Linked DNA regions of Homo sapiens: region 2 is linked to region 1. The links are chromatin loops, found by intact Hi-C in ENCODE. Cell type or tissue: chondrocyte. All regions are shown on one strand.

What was found. Peaks named below come from ENCODE experiments on the same cell type or tissue, not always from the same donor. Only the 100,000 strongest peaks of a DNase experiment are listed, where the experiment ranks them.
Region 2: it touches region 1 in a loop (14-fold over the local background); 9 of 110 quality-filtered maps call a loop at or near these places.

What each region holds. Positions count from the first base shown.
Region 1 is chr5:74,672,024-74,674,523 of GRCh38, reverse strand. It overlaps a transcript of HEXB not described here. Among named protein-coding and RNA genes, the nearest start is that of HEXB, 12 kb to the left of the region's middle. In chondrocyte, CTCF peaks have their summits at 1,199 and 1,405 (motif pointing left); no DNase peak of the experiment used is centred here.
Region 2 is chr5:76,255,227-76,257,726 of GRCh38, reverse strand. All of the region lies in intron 4 of SV2C (synaptic vesicle glycoprotein 2C), which reads right to left. Among named protein-coding and RNA genes, the nearest start is that of SV2C-AS2, 55 kb to the left of the region's middle. In chondrocyte, a CTCF peak has its summit at 1,271 (motif pointing right); no DNase peak of the experiment used is centred here.

The DNA.
Region 1 (2,500 bases):
CACGCCATTCTCCTGCCTCAGCCTCCTGAGCAGCTGGGACGACAGGCGCCTGCCACCATACCTGGCTAATTTTTTCGTATTTTTAGTAGAGACGGGGTTTCACCATGTTAGCCAGGATGGTCTCGATCTCCTGACCTTGTGATCTGCCCGCCTCGGCCTCCCAAAGTGCCGGGATTACAGGCTTGAGCCACCACGCCTGGCTGAAAACCTCCTTTCTTCTTAATTGATGACCTTGGACTCTTGTTATAGATTTAACTTCCCCTTTGTTCTAGTTTGTTTAGACCAAATGACAAACAACCAATGATTATTACACCCTCTGTTAAAAAATGTCAAATGTACCCTTCTCAAAAAGAAACATGGCCTATAGCCAATTAAATTGCTATAAGAATGTGCCAGACTCACATGAATAATAATGTTGTAATTCTGCTAAAAATTCCTCTGTTCCCACCTATACAAATGAAATATTTACTTCCCTGCTTCTGAATGCCAACTCCATTCCTTTGGAGTTGGTGTTTCTGGGTGGTTCATCCTCACACTTTGAGTATAACTAAATTCTGACCCTTTTGATTATTGTAGATTGACAGAACAGAATCCACTCCAGCTAGCTTTAGGAGGAATTAACTAATTACAGAGTATCGAGTGGCTCACAGAATCCTTGTGAGAGCTGAAGAACTTGGCTCTTGGCTGAAATTTCTTGAGTAACTGCTCTTGTCATGACCAGGAAGCTGCATGCCGGATGGAGAAGCCTCTGCTATAGGTGCTAACTCTAGAATTACACCATTTCAGCTCCAGTCTACACAGCAAAGGGATACGTCATGCCCTGTCTCAGTCTCCACCTAACTCACTTCTGAATTCAAGGCTCATGCAATCACATCTAATGAGCAGAAACTAAAGAACATGGAACCCCAGCAGCAAGGGAGTCTGGGAAGTGTAGTTGCCAGCCTCTGTTCTACCGGAGGACACACTGGGAGGAGGGGAGATGGATGGATGCCTAGTGAGCCACTTCAGCATCCCCATGGACAGTGATACAATTTGTTGAGGTGGGTGGACAGCCTAGGACCTGGGCAGACAAGCAAGCAAAGCTGCCTAACTCCTGCAGAAGTGGGAACATTCTGTGGCAGGGACGGAGCTCCTGAAATTAGATGATCACATTTTTCTACTCTCATGACATATCCATAAGCAACCCGAAATATTTGTGAATTCTGTCACTGCAATTATGAAAACTGAGATTGAGTGCCATCTGGCAAGGGGGAGCTAAACTGGCCTGTCCAGAAGGGCAAGAAGACGGCTTGGAGTTAAATCTGCTCTGGCAACTGGCAAGCATTTCTCCCTGCTTTGCTAAAATTAGCCACAAAAACAACTTTCTCTTCCTTATCTATTAAACAGTGCCATCTGGTGGGAATCCACACTATCTTGTTCCCCAATTCTCTACCTTTTCTATTAATGAATACTATTTATATAATTTGGGTATTCATTTGATCTGTTAATGCAGACCAAGTACCAAGATGCTAAGAAAAAAAAATCTGAATCCATCTGGAAACATTTTGGTGACCAAAGGCTGCTCTGATGCCACAAGAAGCAAACCTTCTAAGGTTTCTAAATCCAAAGTCTCCAGACTGGGGGCAAAGTTCATGTTGGCAACTGCATGTCTCCTACCCCTCTTAAAAATAGTCCTTCTTAACCTTCCTTCCACTCTCTACGATTTGTCTTGTATATGAGATGATGGAGAAAGCTGAACCGGGAGGGGACTGGGAAATGTAATAGACAAAGGACTTAATTTGACGTGTGGATATGAACAAGGAGGTGTGACAGGACATCTCTCAGGGAAGCAGAAATGGCACTAGCTACCCAGTGCAGGGTTTGCTAAGAGGGCATTGCTGTCAGTTGGCATGTCAGCCTGCCCTCTCCTCCCTTTTAAAGAAGTCTAGAGAGAGGTGGGGAGTTTGTCTTCGTGAGAGAGAATGTTCTTGGGGGCTAGGGATTGGAATTTGGTTCTGCTCTCTGTCAGAGGCATTCAGTGTGGTCTATAGCTTCAGAGGCTGTGGATCTGACTCTGGGGCATGGAGTGAGGGCTCACTTCTCACCAGGACTTACAGGCAGGCAGCTGGCACTGGTGGAAGTGCTCTGGGCAATATTGGCACGAAGAGCTGTGCAGTGTGCAAAGGACCAGAAAGCTCAGCTGGAAGCCTCCAGAGGCAAGTGGAAAAATAACTGCTTTTTTGTTGAAGATATGCTGGTTAGCTGAGGGGACACTGGGCTTCCCTGGAGGGCTGCCCTATTGGAGCAAGGAGTACATTCCCTGAAGGGCTCGCAGTGTGTACCACAGGCAGGGAGATGGATGAGGGGCATGTGGTGACCACTTTGACAGTTCACAAAGTCATGACGCTAGAGAGGGGTCAGGGTGGGGGCTATTGCCTGAGAACAAGCATCACATATATCGGGATAGCAGAAGCCTGGATCAGACTGCAAGCTTTGCAGGAACAAAGCACACAGACCTCAT
Region 2 (2,500 bases), 1.6 Mb before region 1:
CATACACACACATACACCTACCTACACACCTATACATACCACACACCACACCACACACACGCCACACTTCCATGCACACTACACCTACATACCCACACCCACACACACTACCATCTGCTGACACTATAGACACCCCATACCACACATATCCATGTCCCCCCACACATACACAAACCACAGACTCATACACCACACGCTCATACACCACACCACACACCACCCTCACACACAGGACACTCCCACACACCCATACACACCGCTATCCCCCACACTACACACACCCATATACTGCACATTACCCACACACAAACCATACCACACTACCCCACACATACTACACGCACCCCCCACACCCCAACACATACAACCATGTAGTACACACACCATACAGATACCACACACACACTACACACCATACAGATACCACACACACACTACACACACACACACACACACACACACATACACTACAGCCCCCCACCACGAGCTATAGAGACTATTTAGCCCCAGTGACAACAATAAGTATAAAGATTAATATATAAGATATATGTTAATTAATAAGATTAATAAGTAGGAACATCAAGGAATTTCTTTGCTGAATTCAGTGGCTCTGGAAGTTTACGGCACATCAGAACACCTGTGCAGGTTTCTAAAATCTGCAAATGCCTAGAGTCTGACAACTGGCCTAAACAAAATGGAAATGTGCTTTGATACAGAGGTAGATTAAGCAAAATGAAAGGAAGAAAAAGACTTCAGATGTCTGGAGGCAATTTTCATTCAGCTAGAGGCAGGTAGAAGTTCAAATGCAATTTTAGAAACTTACAACCCCGATCAAGAGGAACTCGTTCATTAAGTCTGTTTAACAAGTTTTTTGGCCTTGTGAGAGCAAAATGAAGATGTAAACTAGACAGTGTTTGTAAGTTTTATGAAGGTCTGTATAAGGAAAATATAATGACATTTTAAAGCGGGGGGCAGATTAAAAGATGATTTGGTAGCAGGCAGGATTCTTGCTGGGAGATGAATTTCCCTGGAAACTGCTCTCTTTCAGAGCTCAATTTGCACAAAGGCAAATCAAAGTGAGTTTTTAAAAGTACCACATAAGCCCTCTGATAGACTGAATTTACAGAAGTAACAAAGGCAGGAAAAAGCTTCTGCAGAAAATTAAGAGTGATGGACACAAGTCACAAAGCTAAAACGTTTAAGGGTTGCTTCATTCTAGGGTGTTCTCAGAAACAGCGGCTTGTGATTAACCCTAGCCAACACTTGAGGGCACCCTGGGTTCACAAGAGACACACAGACGCTGCGCTATTAAAAGCCTCTTCCCTGATGACTTTCACTTGCATGCGTGAGTGGATGTTCCAAGCAATTCAGACTCTGGGGTTGCCCTGAAAGTGTCAAACCTGGGGGCCACAGAAGTGACAGTGATTTTTCTTTCCTCCAGGGCTCGCATTCACTCAATGAGTCTGCATTCTAAGTCAATTGCTGCATTCTTAAATTCAGCCTGGAAAGGTACTCCCCCAGGGGACAGATACAGACTGGAAGGCCAGCCCCACCCTCTAGCTCTGAGGGCCAGAGACTCAGGCAGAGCAGGCAAAGCACAAAGTGGCCTTGGTGAAAGTCTTAAGAACCCAAGGGTCAAGCATGTGCCCTTGAGAGCAAGGGCTGCAGAGAAGAAATGTTTAATGGGGCATTTTTTGCCTTGCATTTCATAAAAACAACCTAGCACATATTTTGCATTCTGTCCCCTTTATTGATTTTTAAAAAGGCATCAGGCAAACTGGCCTGACACTGTATTTCCTTTCTATGGAGATTGTAAGAATCTGAGCCCTCTTCCCCCAGAAGGGCTGAGATGGGAGCCAAGTTGAAGGAAGAGGCAGGAAGAACTGGGCATTTGGTGGGAGGTGGCTGCGGAGATGAGAGTCTCAGGTGAGGCAGTCCCTCCTCCAGTGGCCCAGTGGCTCAGCAGAACCTGAGGGGTGAGGGGGGCGCATAAGGTGGCCAGGCGTGACCACTCTGATAACGATTTCACCAGGTGAGGGGCTTGGCTTTCACAGGCACGGTGCTGACATGTAAGGGTTACTTGATGGCAACCCACGGACTGGGATTTGGTAGGGAAAATCTAATAGAGCAAAGGGATGCCTGGCTAGACAGACAGAGATCCAAGCTAGGACAGTGGGGCCAAAGGACCACTCTAGGGCCACAGTTAAGAAGGAAATGTGATACATTCCTGAAGGACTAGTGAGAAAAGGACTCTAGAACCAGGGACAAAGGAAAGGGACAACCATGGACATTCTGGGGTGGAGGAAGACAGGGTCCCTGCATGGGAGGCTTGGGTGACATGGGAAGATGGTCTCCAGACCGGCTGATCCTGTCTCCAAACCACGTGCTATCATTATAACCAGAATGCGTTTGTGAATTCCAGTCTGGGAAAACAGACAGATTCAAAAGAGTGAGCTAGAAACATATACTTTATGATTTTGATAATGCTTTATGGTTTTAA